Regions from separate parts of the Mus musculus genome. Here region 1 is linked to region 2. A link is a loop called in an ENCODE intact Hi-C map of the cell type or tissue named here. Cell type or tissue: left cerebral cortex. All regions are shown on one strand. Each heading gives the region's core, and the rest is flanking DNA. Links, peaks and the distances in the headings are about the cores only.

Evidence for each region. Peaks named below come from ENCODE experiments on the same cell type or tissue, not always from the same donor. Only the 100,000 strongest peaks of a DNase experiment are listed, where the experiment ranks them.
Region 1: it touches region 2 in a loop (4-fold over the local background); 2 of 42 quality-filtered maps call a loop at or near these places.

What each region holds. Positions count from the first base shown.
Region 1 is chr6:68,823,422-68,833,179 of GRCm38, forward strand. It overlaps Igk. Among named protein-coding and RNA genes, the nearest start is that of Gm25833, 300 kb to the left of the region's middle. In left cerebral cortex, for the core only: a CTCF peak has its summit at 5,243 (motif pointing right); no DNase peak of the experiment used is centred there.
Region 2 is chr6:70,710,322-70,720,079 of GRCm38, forward strand. Gm46961 (a long non-coding RNA gene) reads right to left here and starts at 8,555. Exons shown (of 3, transcript XR_001785273.2): 1 at 8,487-8,555; 2 at 8,106-8,206; 3 at 2,758-2,927. LOC115490474 (a small nucleolar RNA gene) reads left to right here and starts at 6,002; the gene lies at 6,002-6,150. It also overlaps Igk. In left cerebral cortex, for the core only: CTCF peaks have their summits at 531, 2,988 (motif pointing right) and 4,087 (motif pointing right); DNase peaks (open chromatin) are centred at 2,982 and 4,074.

The DNA of each region.
Region 1 (9,758 bases), core at 927-8,926, 1.9 Mb before region 2:
CTCTTAATGGAAAAAGAACCAAAAGTCATGTATAGAAAAGGGAATTACTAAAACTTCTATTCTTTTTTCTTGGAGGATTCCACATTGATATTCTTTGTGCCACAGAAAGGAACTTGTTTTCCAAATACTAACCTGTGTTGTTCTTGATATTTTGAGCCCTGCAGGACTCACAGATCTTTGCAGAATTATTGAGATGTGCATGAGAAATCCCACAGATGTGCCCATCCCTTCTCTACTCCTGCTGATACAAAGTAACACCCAAAATTCCTTAAGAGAATTACTACAGTTGATAAACAACTTTACCAATATGGCAAGATATAAAATCAATCCAAAAAATCAGTAGTCTTCCTGTATATATAAAAGATAAAGATGATAAGAAAGAAATTAGTGAAAAATCACCCTTCACAATAGCCACAAATACTAGAAAATATCTTTGTGTAACTCTTACCAAGCAAGTAAAAGATCTGTATAACAAGAACTTCAAATCTCAACAACAACAACAAAAAATTTAAGAAGGGCTTAGCATATGGAAAGAGCTCCTATGCTTAAGGATAGGTAGGATTAAAATATTGAAAATGGCCACCTTACCAAAAGCAATTTATATGTTCAACATAATCTACATCAAAATTCCAATACAATTATTAAAAGATATGGAAAGAGAAATTATGAAATTCACATGGAAAAATAAAAACAATCAAACAAACAGAATAGCCAAAACAATTCTCAATAATAAAATAACATTAAAAAAAATCACCATCCCTGACCTCAGGCTGTACTACAAAGCAGTAGTGATTAAAATGGCATGGTATTGGTACAGAGACAGTCAGGTCGATCAATGGAATAAAATTGAAGACTCAGCAGTAAACCCACACAGTTTGATCTTTGACAAAGAAGAATAAAATATGCAGTGGGAAAAAGAAACCATCTTCAATAAATGGTGCTGGTCTAACTGGTGGTCTGTATCTAGAAGAATGAAAATAGACCCATATTTGTCACCTTGTACAAAGCTCAAGTCCAAATGAATCAAAGACCTCAGCATAAAACCAGATACACTGGATCAAATAGAAGGGAAAGTGGGAAAGAGCCTTGAATTCATCGGCACAGGGGAACTTTCCTAAACAAAACTCCAATGGCTCATGCTCTAAGATCAAGAATTGATAAATGGGACCTCATGAAACTGGAAAGCAAAGGACATAGTCAATAAGACAAATCAGCAATCTACATATTGGGAAATAAAATCTTCACTAACCCCACATTTCACAGAGATTAATATCCAAAACACAAGAATTCAATCTCTATAAACCTAAATAACCGAATTAAAACATGGGTTACAGAGCTAAATAGAAAAGTCACAACAGAAGACTCTTGAATGGCTGAGAAGCACTTAAAGAAATGTTCAAAGACATTACTCATCAGAGAAATACAAATCAAAACAACTCTGAGATTCCACCCCTCACCAATCAGAATGGCTATGAAACCCACGTTACATCAAAAGCTGGTGAGGATCTAGAGAAAGAGGGACACTTCTCCATTTCTTATAAGATTGCAAACTGCTGTAACTACTTTGGAAATCAATCTGGCAATTCTTCAGAAAATTGGATATAGTTCTATCTGAAGACCCAGGTATACCATTCTTGGCCATATACCCAAAAGATTCCCCACTAAAACACAAGGACATGTGTTTCACCAGGTTCTAAGAAGCCTTATTTGTAATAACCAGAAGCTGGAAACAAAACAGATGTTCCTCAACCAACTATAGATACAGAAAATTAGCTATTTTTATACAATGGAATACTGTTCAGCTATTAAAAATGAGGACATCATGAATTGTGCAGGCAAATGAATAGAACTAGAAAATATTATCTTAAGTGAGGTAACCCAGATACAAAAAACCACACATGGTATGTACTTACTGATATGTGGATATTAGACCACTTATACTTCCTACAGATGGTAAGAAGTGTAGCAAACAGAACTGCTCAAGTGAGGAGGTTTCAACTCCACTAAGAGGGAAGGAAATATTCATGTAATGTGGAGGGAGGGAGGGAGGGACCCGGGAGCGAGAGGGGAGGGGGAGGTGAAAGGAGAATATATATAATATATATATGTATTTAAAACAAGAGTTGATATATATATATGTGTGTGTGTGTGTGTGTGTGTGTGTGTGTGTGTGTGTGTATATGTATATATAGTAGTAAAATATAACCTTAAATTTGTATCAAAATAAAATAATCTATACCAATATAAAATACTTGACTTTTTTGGCTGTCCTGGAACTCACTTCGTAGACCAGGCTGGCCTCGAACGCAGAAATCCGCCTGCCTCTGCCTCCCGAGTGCTGGGATTAAAGGTGTGCGCCACCACGCCCGCCCTGGTCTATCATACTTATATACTTCCTTTTCTCTTTTCATCACCTCTTTCCCAGTTTACCCCTAACAATAGACAAAGAAGTTTAGAGGAAAGAGAAAGGGATCCCTGAATCTAAGTGCCTTTAGTTCATTTCCTCTCTTACCAAGACCGTTAACAATGTGACCAACCCCAAACCCTTAAATGATGACAAACTTCCTTCACCCACCAAATGACGAAAAACCATCCAACACACATCTTGGAAATGGGGGCATTGTTCTTTTAAAATTTCTTCCTGCTATCTGAAGGGGACAGCATCTTTTAGGGCCTCTATGAAATTTCTGGTTTATAACCTGCTATTCCTGATTTATTGGCATCTGTATAAAAGGTAGGAGCTTTAGAAATTATTGTTGTTCATATTATATGAAGAAGAATCCAATTAGTTCTCTTTTTTTTAAATTCTTTAATCTTTTTTACAGTCCAATCCTTATCTACCTCCTAGTTCACCCTCTGACTGTTCCTCATCTCATCCTATATCTTCTCCTACCGCCCCCTGTCTCCAAGAGAATATCCTTACACCCCAACCCTCACCCCACCAGACTTCCCCATTTCCTAGGGCATCAAGTTTCTTGAGGGTAAAGTGCATCTTCTCTGACTGAATCCAGACCAGAGAGTCCTCAATGTATATGTGTTAGGATCCTCATATCAGCTGGTGTATGCTCCCTGGTTGGTGGTTAAGTGTGTGAGAGATCTCGAACGTCCAGGTGAGTTGAGACTTCTGGTCTTCCTATAGAGTCCTCCTCCTCCTCTGCTTCTTGCTTTGGGGGTATTTGTTGATAATTTCTCTCAAAAAATCATTGTGATGTCTTTGTTAATCTTAACTGATTACTCATGGGTTAATTTCATTATTAGTATATGGCATAATCTCTGCTGGGTCTGTTCCTAATAACTGATGTAAGTCTTTTTCTCCTTTTGACAATTAAATCAGAAAACTTTTCTATATGAGTTTTAAATATTTTATTGTTTATGTCTAATCTGTAATCAATTTTCTTCCTCCCTCCCTCCCCCCACTCTCTTTCTTTCTTTCTTTCTTTCTTTCTTTGTTTCTTTCTTTCTTTCTTTCTTCCTTCTTTCCTTCCTTCCTTCCTTCCTTCCTTCCTTCCTTCCTTTCTTTCTTTCTTTCTTTCTTTCTTTCTTTCTTTCTTTCTTTCTTTCTTTCTTTCTTTTCCTTTGGCAAGGAATGATTTTTTATTGGGACAGAGATATCCCAAGGTAATTAGGCTTAGGCTCTGGACCTGCAAATTTCATTATGTGATTTTTTTTATTAGATGTATTCTTTACTTAAATTGCAAATGTTATCCCCTTTCTTCATTTCCACTCCAAATGCCCCCATCCTAACCCACCTTCCCTTGCTTACTAACCCACCCACTCCTGCTTCCCTGTTCTGGCATTCCCATATGCTGGAGCATAGAGCCTTCAAAAGACCAACTTCCTCTCCTCTCATTGATGTCCCACAAGGCCATCCTCTGCTATGTATGAGGCTGGAAACATGGGTTCCTCTTTTTGCATCCTTTGATCAGTGGTTTTGTCCCTGAGAGCTATGGGGGTACTGGTTGTTTCATATTGTTGTTCTTCCTATGAGGCTGCAAACCCCTTCAGCACTTTGTGTCCATTTTCTAACTCTTCATTGGGAACCCTGTACTCAGTCTAGTGGATGGTTGTGAGCATCCACTTCTGTAGTTGTCAGACACTGGCAGAGCCTCTCATCTATACAAGCTGCTTGATTTCTGTTAAATGACTTAAGTTTTGATTAGCTGTTTGTCCTACCAGGGTTTAATTTTTCAAGTTGCTTTCCATAACACTTTTTCTGTGGTTGACATTAAACAAATTCCTCACATTGTTTCTTTGTCAGGCCTTGAGCAAGGCCTCTTAGTTTTCCAACATTAAAGAATGTTCACAAATATCTGTGGAGGACATTCATAGGTCCTCTGTCTGTTCCTTTCACATTGTCTACATATCATAGGAAACTTTCTCCCTGAATCATTAGAGAAAAAAAAATCTGTATTAACTGTTTCTCTTTGGTCCTTTATGGATTGTCCTGATCTTTCACAGCTGTAGCAATAGGCAATTTTAGGTTTTATATCTTTTGTAATTGTCCACCCATAACTGAATTGTGAGCATTAGATTCAATATCCACAATAGTTTTAATTCATAAAACTATTAAATAGGTACAAATGTGGCTCTTAAAAGTCTCATAGCTTTTTGCATTTAGCATTAGCATTTTCAAAACCTAAAGATACAATTGAACTTTCTCTAAAAGTTGGATATAATATTGTTCCATTTAGAACTGTAGTTGATACTTGTTAAAACTCGGTGAAAGACTCATATGAACCCTGGAATGTCTTTATTAATGATTCGGACCTTCCCTGTTGTTCATCCTTGTCTCAAGTATTTAAAGCTATTATATAACAGTGTTCTAAGATGGCATCATCAAGCATTATCTGTACTCTTAACTCAGAAAATTGATTTCACTAGTAATTGGTCCTTGACAATATCAATGCCTCCAGTTCTATTTTATTGTTCCACAATGAAATCTCATCTTTCCATCATGTTAGCCATTGTAGTTGAGGGCCAGGTTCTAATATGGCTGATATAAAATCTCTCCAATCTTTTGGACTTACATGATTTTGGGTAGCCCAGTTATGAATGGAAGCCATATGTTGTTTTGCTTAATTAAATTTCTTTCAGTCTGATGCCTCTAAGGACCTCTATTCAAATTCTTGATAACCTTGTGTACTCTGATAATCTAGGGCTAATTCCCCATTATTATAGCTAGAAAAAAATCATTTTAGTTTTTTAATGGATTTAGACTGCAGTTTTGCAGTCTTATCACAAGGTGGCAATGAAGACTGTATATTAGACTCATCTGAAAATTATGATTTCAGAGGATTGTCTAAATTTTTTTTTTTGAGACAGGGTTCTCTGTATAGCCCTGGCTGTCCTGGAGCTCACTTTGTAGACCAGGCTGGCCTCAAACTCAGAAATCCACCTGCCTCTGCCTCCTGAGTGCTGGGATTAAAGGCATGCGCCACCACGTCCAACTGGATTGTCTAATTTTGTTCTATTGTCTGTAATTTAGCATGGGTTATTTCAGGTCTTTTCTTACCCAGTCTGCTTCATTCTGCTCTCACTTTAAGTGCATGCATAAAATTGTAATCATTATGAAAAATATTATTTCTATGGTAGTAATCAAAACAAAATTACTTGAGACCCATATACCCTCTGTCACTAAGTTTTTCATTTTTAACACAGAAAATATTTCCTTTTTAATCTCTCTCTTTTTCCTACAAAGATTTCATTTTAGTATTGTCAATTGTTTCTCTCTATGATTTTTACCGGCTTGTTTTTTTTTTTTTTTCTTTAGCTCTTAAGCACAAATCCAAACATACTTACCTGATCAAAAGTTTGCCTGTGCTCAGGTACCTAGATTTTCAGTCTTGGCTTGGATTTCTTCTTCTTGCAAATCTTGTTGCTCTTTCTTAGCCGATCAGCTTAACACATGGTGACTGCTGGCTCTGCCCCCTCACCTTGATCCACTAGGCCACCCCCCTTGTTCTGCCTCAGCCACTCCTCAAATAGGGAAGAACTAATTGTAAAGCCACCAGAGAAACCATAGCTTCTCTGCACTGGAACATATTTTTCCCTCTGTGCCATCAGCTGATGGGTGCTGTCTTTGGACCAACTCTGGTTACTATGGTCCCAACATTGCTTGAGAAACAGGTCTCTTGTAGATGTGCTTTCTCGTATTCAGAGACATAGGGAAGACAGGAATATTGCTCTCTTGTTCATCTTTAAATGAAGAAAAGGTTTTGATACAGTATTATTAGTTTACTGCATTCTTCCTTCAAAATAAAGGTTAACCACTTTACCCTAGTTTTTTGTGTTTGCTGATAAATGTACAGTCAGATGATTGGAGCACTCCTATGGCAGCCTATAAGATCTTGACCTTTTGAAAACAAGAGTTTGATGCCAAGAAGTCTCAGGGTGAACTTGCTCCAGATAAAAGTTTCTGTTACCCCTTGACCCTCCCATATCTGGATTTATGTGTTGTGGAGCTAATTATATTTGATGTAAATTCCATTCTCCTGTGAAAGGCTATGAACAAGGAATGAGTCAGCACTCAGGTGATTTCCTGTAAAACTGCTTCCCACTGTAATTTGTAAAATAAAGGAGTACTGATGATTGGGCGACAAAGGGAAGATGAACCGGAATGGGGAGAGAGAAGAAGAAAATGGAAGAGAGAGAGGATTCAGAGGAGGAGAAAGAAGAGGCAAAGTGGAACAGAAGCACATGGCCTGGAGAAACCGTAAGTTCTTAAGGGGTCTCATAGATGTGGAAGAATGTGTGTGAATCATTTTGTATTTCAGAAACCTTTATTGTATATCTCTTAATTACCACTGGATGACTTTGAATGTCTTAAGCCCTTCTAGAACCTTTCTGACTGGAGCCTAATTATCTACTTTTAGTCTAACATAAATTTAAGAACATGCTATGTCATTTCCATGAATATCATTCTATGACTAATATATATGTGTGTGTGTGTGTGTGTGTGTGTGTGTGTGTGTGTGTGTGTGTGTGTGTGGTGTGTGTCTTTATGTGTGGAAAGAGAGAAACATTGAGAGAAATTGATTTCATAAGTTGTATAGTTCTAAAGAACATGGATTAATATACCCAGCTTGATTTTTACCAAGAAATTTGTCATCTTCCCCCAAAAAATATGATTGAGGAGCTAGATCACAGATGCACTTTGAAGTCTCCAGGATTCTTAACCATTAATACTACCCTTAGTGCTTTTTTATATATACATGTCATATGTGCTTCTTAGGCTTAAATTCCATATTCTGAGGCTCACATTTTCTTTACATGTATATGCTTTCCTAAATAACTCTGCCTCTCAAGTCACTGTAGGTATATGAGGGGGACATAAACAACTTCAAGTGCTCAACTATATGCTCTTGAGACCCACATATAGAAAAACCTTTGGAAAGGCTATACATTTTTGGGGGGTCTGTCTTTAATTTACAGAATTACCAAACAACCACACCATATTATATTGATATTTGAGGAATATTATTCAGTACAATCATGAGACATGGGGTGAAGGTTTCTTATATTTGCTGTTTCCAAGACAAACATTCAGAGATATGATCATCAAATTGTAGAAATAATCATTCTATAAATATCAACATATCTGTAATTGAATATTTGTCCTTGGAGAGATCCATCTTTGCAAATCAGACATCAAATGTCAGCTGCAGTCTTGCTTTGACTAACATTCACTCCTCAGTTCTCATAATAAAATTGAGGCAATCTTACAGAATGATCTGTAAGAACAGACTGGTATAAAAAAATGAATGTAATATAAAATGTATTACCCACAAGAGATAAATCGGCATTTATATATTTCAAAACTTTTAGATGTGTTTGAGACTTCTTGTCATCAAACTCTTGTTAATAAAAGATCTAGATCCTATAGGCCGGAATAGGAGTGTTCCAATGCAAATGTTTATTAGATGTGAAAAGCATCCTTGCGTTTATTCCATCCTGTATGGCCTCCATACTTTCCTTTCTCCCTTTTAAATTATCATTTTTTTTATAAAATGTGATATTAGAGTTTAATAATATCTTTACTGCAGCTCTGAAAATCTCATTGATACTGACAGGTCCCATATAGGGATATCGAAGATGGGATTCTTCTCACTCTTGTGAGTTCTTCCAGGTGCAGTACAGTGACACTAAAGATGGGAACTCTCACCTGGGAAGTCTTGCAAGAAGCAAGGTAAGCCTCTATCTTCTTTGGTGGCCTCTGCATCCTCCATGACCAACAACTCACAGTGATGAAGTCACCATTGCATTAGAATTTTGTTTAATAATATAGGTGTGAGAACTTTTCCAACCAAAAGAATACTACCCTGGAAATATTTTTTTTAATTTAATAAATAATCATTTTGTGTGTTAGAAGAACATGGGATTTCATGTGCTTCATTCATAGTTATGGCCAATTTTATTGGGTTGTTTTCTATATTGTTTGCTTTTTGAGTTATGTATCCTAGATATTCATCATCTATCAGATGTACAATTGATAAAGATTTTCTACTTTTTCATAGAAAAGGTATTCAGTCAATTGATTGTTCCCTTTGCTGTATAGAAGTCTTTTAGTTTCAAAATGTCCTTTTTTGTTGTTGTTGTTGTTGTTGTTGACCTTATCCTTATTACTAGAATGATCCCAGTCATGTTTAGAACATTTTGATCTATGTCTTAATGTTGTAGCATATTTGGTAGCTTCCCTTGTCTAAAATTCTGAGTCTTTGGAGTTATTTTGCAGTCTTCTTGCCATCATTTATCCATTTTGAATTGATATTAGTGAAGGGTGCAATACAGGGTTCTAGTTTTATTCTTCTCAGTGCAGATATCTAATATTCAGTGTTCCCATCACTATTTGCTGACATGTCTATCCTTCTTCCATTTGGTATTTGTGTGTGTGTGTGTGTGTGTGTGTGTGTGTGTGTGTGTGTGTGTGTGTGTGTGTAGGGAAGTGGGGAAGAGGCATGGGGGACTTTTGGGATAGAATTGGAAATATAAATGAAGAAAATACCTAATTAAAATAAAATTTATAAATATTGCTTCTATTTAATATTAACTTCTTAGTCACAATGATTATATAAACATTTTTAAATTAATTACAACATTTTTTGTGGCTTAACATATACCCTATTTTAGGGAATCTTCTCTATGCTAATGAGAATAATATACATTGTGAATATGACAGATCAAACCACTTTTTCATTATCCACTTAACATTTGATGGACATCTAGAATGTTTCCATGTCCTGGATATTAGGACTAGAATAACCCTGAACACAGATGAGCATGAGACTCTGTAGTAGGAAACATATGTCTTTCAGTATGTGCTCAGAAGTGGCATAAGTGGGTACTGTGACACATCTGTGATATTAGCCCATAAGTTAAGAATACCCGAGATTCAATTCACATACCATATGAAGCCTAAGAAGAAGGAAGACCAACATGTGGTTGATTCAGTGCATTTTAGAAGGGTGAACAAAATACTCACAGGAGGAAATACGGAGACAAAGTGTGGAGCAGAGCCTGAAGGAAAGGCCATCCCTGGCCTAGTTTTTGATGGGATTGTTTTCCTTTATTTACTTGTTTTGTTTGTTTTTGTGTATTTTTTATTTTTATTTTTTGAGATCTTTGTGTACCTTTGTCCTTCTGAGGGTTGTTATTGTTATGATGAAGACCATAGTCAAAGCAACTTGAAGAGGAAGTGGTTTATTTCACCTTACACATCAAAGTCACTTACATACCTTTAGTCACTGAGGGAGTTCATGGCA
Region 2 (9,758 bases), core at 524-8,523:
CAGTTCCTAGCACCCATATCAGGCAGCTCACATGCAGTTACATATAACAGCCTGTAATTTCATCTCCAAGGATCTGAACATCTCTTCTGGCCTCCTCAAGCACTGTGTTCACATGCATGCACAGTGTGTGTGTGTGTGTGTGTGTGTGTGTGTGTGTGTGTGTGTGTGTGTACTATATATACACACATATATAGTAGAGTGAGTTGAGCTGGTAGCCTGGGGTGTCTGACACCTTGGCCCTTTGACAGTTCCTTAGAAATCTCCCAGTACCAGGGCCAGAAGTTTCTTGTCTTCAGCAGCTGTCTCTATTGCCTCTGCTCCTCCTCATCTCTACCACAGCCTTTTGATGTCACTGCCGATGTCACCAAGGACACTTCCTTCACCACTGACATTGCCTTCATTGTCCCTGCTTCCTTCCTTTCCTCATGTTACCAGCTCAACTCACTCTACTAATGATAAAACGCAAAAATAGGCAAGACCGGGCCTTTTATTGCAACTTAATGCTTCAGCTTCAACACCAGAGAGCAACATCTAGCTGGTATCTCCAGGTTAACTTGCAGAGTGAACCAAGCAGAGCACTTATATAGCCAGAGTGGGAGTGTGTCCAGTGTGTGTGCACGTGGCAGTACATCACACCAATGAAGAACAGTATTCTCACCAAGCATGAAGGGCTGCACCTGTCCCAATCACAGCAGTCCCTCAGACACTCAGAATGAAGTCACACACCTTCAGACTGCCTTCTTGACTGATATTCCTTCATTCAAGGCCATACATAGCTCCATAGGATGAAGCAGTCTTAATTTACCATTCAAATCATCCAAGCTATCAGGAAAATTGACATTAAGAAACACATCTACAATAAAGTTGTCATTCACAGTGATTTAACAATAGGTTAAGAATGCATAGCTCCTGCCTCAGTGATCCCATGAGTAATGGGCCTCCTAATATGACTGTTTTACTTATCCCACCATCCAACCACCCTTGGCAACCACCACACACATCTCTTTGACATGTGTGTATGAGATATTTTAATCATATTCAAGGCTGATTACCTTCTCTTATCTCCCTCACATTCTAACTACATCCCTGCTAACTTTGTGTCCGTTTTTAAGGTTTATTTTTATTTATGTGTATGTGTGTGTGTCTGTTATGGACCATGAGAATGTGTCCAATCGCCTGGACCTGGAGTTACAAACAGTTGTGAATTGCCTGCTGTGGGTGCTGGGAATCAAATTCAGGCCCTCTGCAGGAGCGTCAAGTGTTCTTGGCCGCTAAGCCACCTTCCCACAACCCCACACACTTTTTGATAACCCGTTAGCTGAGGTAACTTACATAAACTCGGGTTAGGGGTTATTTAACAAAGCATGATCAACTTAGCAGTGGGTATATCACTGAAGAAACTTTTGTTCCCTCCCCTAGCAACTATTAACAGCCAAAAGCTGTTTAGAAAAGGGTAGGGGCCTTAAAAGCCCCAATTAACCTAATTAGAAGTCCTTAACTGACTATAAATCTTAAAGGAAAAGAAGAGCCTCATAAGCCCCTGCCCTGCCCGTGATGGAATATTGGCAGGCCAGATCTTCTGGTTGTGAGAAAGTAATCAAGCTGCTCTGAGTCCGTGAGTGCAACAGCCATGTCTGATTCCCAAGGATGGTGCACAAAGCCCCTTTCCTTCCACCAACTCTGTGTTCTTTCTACCCCTTCTCCTGCAGTGTACTCTGAACCTTGTATGGTGATGACATAAACGAACCATTGATGACTGAGCACTCAATCATCCCTTATTTTCAGCGCTTTGACCCGTTATAAGTCTCTGCATAAAACACACACACACACACACACAAGGGAGGAGGGTCTGAGCAACACTAATCTATAGGTTTTCAACCTAGCAATATTTACAAGGCCATTCAAAAAACAAACCATGTCCATTTAGTGAAACAACAGCAGTAAGTTTCCCACTAGGGCCTTTAACCACACCCCCATAAGCCTTTAACCAGGTTTACAGTAGCAGGAATGAATACTGTGGAGTGGACCTCAAACCCAATCAGAAAATGGTTGGTTACCCCCATTCTAGCCATACCACTATTGCTCCAGTGGGCATATCTTACCTGCCGTGGGGTCGATCCAATAGGGCACAGGGTCTATAGCTAAATGCAACTGCTGACTAGCTCCTTCACCCAGAAGACTGTGCACCATCGTCTGGCACTGTGAAATCCACCCAGCTGAAAGGAAGCCTCCAATCGGCTCCATCTGGGCTTTTCCATGGTCTACAACCAGGAGCATGGTGTATCCAGCAATAGGGTCTTAGCATCTAGAAATTAGCTATGGTAATTGCCTATATTGTTTGAAGGACCTTAAGGACCTCAATGACCAACATATAGCATGGAATCTCACCCCTGGCACCAGGATTTTTATTTAATAACCTATGGCTTCCGGGAGCAGCTTTATCCTCCCATGCAGGGTACCTCACACCAACTCCTTTTTATTAATTGTACGTTAAATCACTTGCAAAGTAGTATTCTTCCTTACGGCTTTTTCATGCACCCTCACGCAGCTTTGAATGGCCATCTCTCCCCCCTCTCCTCTTTCCCATTTTTCTGCACTACATTCCTACTTCCTACAAAATTTGTCCTAAACAGTTTTTCCTTTCTCTCCACCATTGTCCCTTCCAAGATTCCTAGATTTTGGTTACCTTAAATGCCAACAAGGTACAATTTTCAGAGGCTTTACAGTAACAGAAAAAAAAGAGGTTACAAGGTACTTTTCAAATTTATTGATGGGCACAGGAGTGCAGGTTAAAGCAAAGTGGGGAACCTCTGCTACAGACCTCGGATGCTATCTGACGGTCCCAGTGTTTGCCGTGAGGATGCTGCTCGGCCAACAACTCAAGTCAGGATGAGTTGGGATCTGTTCTTGTATTCCAAAGGATTTACCTAACAGTCACAAAGATGATAGGTCACAGACGGCAGTAAATGGCCTCAAGTAGCAGTTAATGGCCACTTGAGGGAGCTAAAGATAACTTGTCTCTGGGCCTGCACAGATTCCACCCCTCCACAGTCACTGAAGTTCTTTATTATCATTATTGTTGTTGCTGCTGTTGTTGTTGTTGTTTTATATCCATAAATGTTGCCGCCCCCGCCCCCAGCCTCCCTTTGCAGATTTCTTCCCCAACACCCCCTTAGCTTCTAAGAGGGTACCCCCACCCCAGTCATCCCGCTTCCCTCAGGCATCAAGTCTTTACAGGATTAGCTCATGCTCTCCCACTGAAGCCAAACAAATATGTCTGCTACATATGTGCGGGGGAGGACGGGGGGGGGGGGGGGGACTCGGACCAGCCCATATATGCTCTTTGGTTGCTGGATTTCTCTCTGGGAGCTCTCAGGGGTCTGGGTTAGATGACACTCTTCATCTTCCTATAGAGTTGCCATCCCTTCCTTTCCTTCAGTCCTTCCCCTAAGTCCTTCCCCTAACTCTCCCATAGGGGTCCCCGACTTCAGTTCAATGGTTGGCAGTAAATATCTGTCTCAGTCAAGGGCTGGTAGAGCCTCTCAGAGGACAGTCATCCAGGCTCCTGTCTGCAAGCACAACGTAGCATCAATAATGGCGTCAGGGTTCTAATCGGTGATTCAGCCTTTGTAAAGTGGTCAACGTAAGGTGCAGGTTCTTGGGGAGGGACTTGAAGGGGACACGAGGACTTTAATTCACATGGATAAAATAGAAGACTGCCTCTATGAGAAAGGTGAGTCTGTGGACTAAATGGATTCTTTCCCGCAGAGAGAAATAGAGGAAGAATTTCAGATGCTCATTTTAAAGATAAAAGAATACTTGAAAAGAAGGGGGGGTGGGAGGAAAGTATGACAGAGAAATCAGCTAAATGCTGCCCCCAGCTTACACTTCCTTAGAAGGGAAAGGGAAGGGAAAGCTACTCCTGAAAGAAAAGCTAACCGAAGCAGAGCAGTCCCACCCTCAAGACAGGCACAGAGCTAGCTCTCACATGCTAAAGTACAGATGCAGAAACCTCTTGCATTGGGATCAGCCTTGGATAAAAATAAGTCGGTGAAAGACAGACTGCAAAGCTCAATGTGGCCAGCAGAGGCCCCTAGTCAGCAACAAGGAAAACTCTCACGCTAACCAGACAAACAATACAGACTCAGCAAAAACATAAACGGAAGGATGTGCCCACAAGTTCACCTGACCCTCTTCCTCCGTGAGTGTGCTTTTCTGAAGAGGCAGCTCCAACACTGCCTCACATCTTCCTCTCTATTGTTTTCTTTGTGTATTCCCCCACAATACTCGCTTAGCAGGATTTTTACTGTATGTATTTGGGGTGGATATATGTGTGTGTGTGTGTGTGTGTGTGTGTGTGTGTGTGTGTGTGTGTGTGCATGTGTGTGTGTGTGTGTGTGTGTGTGTATTGTTATCTCTTTTCATACAATCATTTAATTTTGTTCGTGCGTTTTTTCAGTTTAGAGCAGGTTTTTTTCCTTAGTTTCTTTCTTTTTTCCTTGTTTACTCCTGTGTCCCTTACACATACACACACGCACACACACACACACACACACGTATTCATACTTCTAATTGTTTTATACTTTTCTTAAGTTTTACCTTTTTCTCTTCTAGTTTTTGGTTGTCAACGCTTTCATTATTGTTAAGTCTTTTTTTTCCCTACTTTTCCTTTTTCCCAAGTCTAGAAAAAGAAACAGACAGTGAAATAAAAAAGGAATTGAGAACTCTAAACAGACTTCACAAGAGAAAATCCTCTTCACTCCATTTTATAATCAGAAAATTAAAAAAAAAAAATGTTAAGCAAAGAACAAATGTTAGGAACCGTAGGGGGACACCAGCTCATGCACGGGACACAAATTCCAGAGCACACAAATCCTCCCCTCTGCGGTCCTAAAAGCCAGGAAAGTACGAAATGATGCCCTTCAATTCGGAAAGTAAATACCATCTAACCACGCTTTAAATTGATAGCAAAGCTACTCGTGTAACAAGCAATCTATAAGTGAGTTCGTGACTGCCAAGACTACACTACAAGATAGTTTTTAAAATTCTTTACAGAAAAGGAAGAATGACACCGGCCATCACAGAGGCACAGGAAAGACTGGGTTTCATGAGAGGAATCTATGTCCTGGATTGGGAGAAATAACGTGTGAAATGTTGTACTAAAAAACACAATCTTCAGATTTAATGCTATCACCATCATGGTTCTAGTGACATTCTTTACAGAACTAGAAAGATAATACTAAGCTTGTATGGAAACACAAAAGACCATGAGTAGGCTAAGCAGGACAAACCCTACATCACATCACATCACATCACATCACTGAAACTCACATTATCCCACATAAGTGTAATGACAAAGAGAGTAAGGTGCATCCACAAAAGCAGACAGAGAACAATGAACTGGAAGAGGGCCCATAACCTGCACTTCTGTGGACAGATAATTTCTGACAAACGTGTTAAAAACATAAATGAAAAAAAAAAAACAAGTTGCAAATTGGACATCCACAAGGACTACATTGGATCCATATCTATCATCCTGCACAAAAATCAATTCAAAGTTGGGTCAAAGGCTTTGATTCAAAACATGAAAAGTTGAAACTGCACAGGAAAAAAAAAACTTTGAAGTGTAAGAACTGGCAAGAACTTTCTGAACAGAACCTCCATATCACTGGAAATATTCTCAAGAATTGATAAGGAGGATTATATAAAACTAAATGTCTTCTGCACAGTAAAAGAAACCATCAACATAACAATAGTCCAGCTACAGAGTGAAAAAGAATTGCTTTACTTTAACGAGGGATTGGCTCCTAGAATATACAAAGAACTGCAAAAATTAAACACCAAAAGTATAAAATGTCCAATCAATAAATGAGATAATGGACTGAATAAAGAAATATAGATAGACAAAATATGATATAATCAGGAAGTTGCAGATAAAAACTAAAATAATAGTATGTATATCACTCTAGTCAGTATGGCTATTATTAAGAAAACAGCTGATAACCCCTGGCAATGGATAAAGGGACACCTTGGTGGTGGTGGTGTTCTTCTATCAGTCAGGGGCAGAGCAGATGGCATGGCAGTCCTTTGTTCACCCTAGCTTGATGGCTGGCTCAGTGGCCTAAGCTGTTTTATGCCTGGGAGACATAAAAATCAAATCAAATCCAGGCAGTGCAGTGCAAGAGGAGGAAGACAGAGTTCTGCAACACTATGTGGGGCAGGTCCTCCACCCTACAGCATGGGAGGGCCGAAGATGCACAGGGGCCTGCCTACCACCTACCCAACACAGTCCGGAAGAAGGAAGGCCGAGACCTGAAGACCGCAATGCCACCCACAAACCCTCAGGTGCGTGGCATAGACAGCCAAAAACACCACTTGCTGCCACACCACGCAGTGCCGAGAATGTCACCTAGGGGCCCGTCTATATCAGGAGCCTCCACAATGCACGAGTGAGTGGTGGGCAGATGAGAGAGAAAGAGAAATGCAGCAGCTGGACAGCAGCCTGTTGTGAGGCCATGGTGAGATCCCAGCCTCAGCTTCTGCTGAGAGTCGGGTCTGAGGCTGAGGCTACACAGAGTAGCGGCAGGGTTGGGGTTGATATCCGAGGCTCACATTGCCACCTGAGAACATGGGGACATCCCTGATCTGAGCAGCCACTTTTGTCGACATGAATGTCCAGGGGCTGTGCAGAACTGTCCCTGCCCCTCACTGGCTGCAGCTCTCTTAAAGAGATAGTCCCGCCTCTCACCATGGCAGCACTTAGGAGAGCAGGCCCTGCACCTCGCCCAGCTAGCACCGTGGAGCGGGCCCTGGTGGCAAGTGAGCAAGCCCCATGAGTGTGGGAGAGTTGACCCCTCCTTCTTCTGCAGTGGGCTGGCACAGGTGCAGGGGTGATGCCCCCTCCCACCCCTCACTACCTCAGCAGTCAGAAAAGTAACCACAGGGTCAGGAGAGTTGGAGGACACAACAGAGTTGACCTTGGTGGTGGGGACACAGATGAGCCACCACCAAGATCTGAGTCCACCACAAGTCTGCTACAAGGTGGTATATGTACATGGTTGATGTCCCCTCCACACCTCCCCCTCAACGCCTTCAGTAGTCAGGAAAGAAAATGAAGATGTGTGGACAGAGGGACATACTTTGGAACACACTGTGACACACTACAGCTTCCATGATGAGATTTCTATGCTTCTGTTCTCTCTCTCTCTCTCTCTCTCTCTCTCTCTCTCTCTCTCTCTCTCTCTCTCTCTCTGTGTGTGTGTGTGTGTGTGTGTGTGTGTGTGTGTGTGTGTGTGTGTGTGTGTGTAGGAGGGGGGAGGTTGCAAGGGCAAAGGGCAGATATGAGGGTAAAGGGACATTAGTGGGACTGGGGTGTATGATGGGAAACTCAAAAAATTAATTAAAAGGTTTTTTTTAATTAAAAGAAAAGAAGTGACAACAAATGCTGATGAAGATGAAGGAAAAGAGGAGTCGTTATTCACAGGTGGTGTGAGTGTAAGCTGGTGTGGCCACCATGGAAATAAGTATAACTTTCCTCAAAAGATTAAACACAAAACTACCATAAAACCTATTTATATCATTCCTGGACTTGTGTACAAAGGGCTATATTTTACTAGAGAACCTTATACATTCATGTTTATTGATGTTCTAGACACAAAACTTAAGAAGTAATATCAACCTGATGTCCACAAACTGATGAATAAATCATGAAAATATTGTATGTAAACACTATAGATTTTATCCAGTCGTATAATAAGATAGGAAAATAAGTGGAATGGGGGGCGGGGGACATTCTCTGTCATGAGTAGATCCCAGCTTCTAAATTTTGTGTATGAGTATTTATGTGGGAGTTTAGACAGGGGTCAGGAGCCTAGAGACCGTGAACTATAGAAGTAAATAAAAGTACTTTAAAAGAAGAGGTGAGGAGGTAGGGGAGGTGATATGCAGTATGAAAGGGGAAAGTGGAATACTAAAAGTACAAGCAGAGGTGGAAGGCAGGGAGATGAGGTTGTAGCCTGGTGGGTCCATAGACCTCAGCCAATCTCTACATTCTTCTTCAATTTCTTCAGTCCCCAGGCTTCACTGGCAGTAGTTATACAACCAACCTTTGCCCAGAGCATGCGTGTGGACAGAAGTGTTTCTCTGGTGGTTTCCACAGCCCTCGCTGGAATACCTTGATGCAGTTAGGCTCCATGCCTTGTTATTCCTGCGTGGAAAAAATATTTTTTAGCTTAATAAGCTTATGTACAGATCGTGTCTCTTATGCTAGGGTGCATGCAGTTGTATTTTTGTACAATCCAGTGACTACTGCTAGAGCTCCCTGTAGATTGATCTTCATATTTAATTCCTCTACTTAGCACAATAACCTTACAAGTCTATGGACAAGACAAAACATCTTCAAACTAGCTAGCTTACCACCTTCTTCCTCAATGATCTATCCAAAGAAGGCCATTCAATTCTAGCACACATATGCCAAATTACATCACCTGGGGAACAAAACTGGAATGGTAAAAACAACCAAGCACAATATGTCAGTGGTAGACACATGGGGGAAGGCAGAGAGCTCAGAATTCAGTTTATCACACGTATAGAGTAAGCTGGAACCCACAACAGCCAATATGTAAATTTCAGAGGCTTAGCCCCTCTGAGGTTAGTAAACCCTGATCCACTTACTGTTTTCTCTTTCATGTGAAGTGAAATGGCTGTAGCCTAATGTCCTTCTGAAATCAAGAGACACATCTTCACTTTCCAGACTGGGACCAGACTTTTGTGCCACGTTGTGACATGCACACATGCACACACAGGAAAGGACTTGGCTTGTGCCCACATGCCTTTCTTCAGGGACAAGTGGGAATGGACATAAGGAGCGTCTCATCCTTACGTGGCCTCCTTTGTCTTCCTCCTTCCTGGCCAAGACGGTGATTTACTGCCCAAAGACAAGTCCATCTGAAGCAAGAACTGACTATCGAGGACTCTGTAGTGACTGATAAACTGGGAAGAGAAAATTGGACCAGAGACTTCAAGGCAGCTCTCAGACAAGAATATTCCAGTGCCAGGTAGGGAAGCCAACAACCTTCAAACTTTGCAGAGAACAAAATTGTTTCTGACATGCAGGATAATCCTCTCTGTTACTAATATGGGAAAAAAAAAACTCCCTTAAAAGACTGTTTAATGATGGAAAAATTACTTAGCAACAGCAACAAAAAAAAAAAAAAAAGTTTCTGGAATTGTTATATCTAAAGATGTCACTAATGTAGTTTGTGAAGTATGTTTGGAATAATTTAAAGATGTGTTTTTATGCTTACTGGCTCCCTTTCCCTCTCCCTCCTTTTCCCCATCTCCCTTTCTCTCCACAAACAGGTTAGAAATTACTCTGAGGATTGCCTTTGGTGAGGGTGAAGTGGGAAGCAACATTAAGAATGAATTTATTGAGGTGCTTCCCCCAGAATTCTATTCTCATCACTCTAGTGAGTTAAGTCCAGGAACCACAGGGATTGTCTTATAGATACTTAGCCTTTCCTCAATAGACCAATCAATACCCAACATGGACACTCTACAGGGTCATAGATCCCAGAAGAGCCTCATCAATGCTCCTGACACATTCTTTGTCTGCAAATAATGAATCCCAAATTAAAGGTTTCAACCACTTCTAGAGTAGAGATCTTAGCCCATATCCATCAACCACTACTGTATGACCAAACACGGCTTCATAATGATCTAGTTCAAACTAGATCTTGTTTCCTCCAAAATGTTTCTCT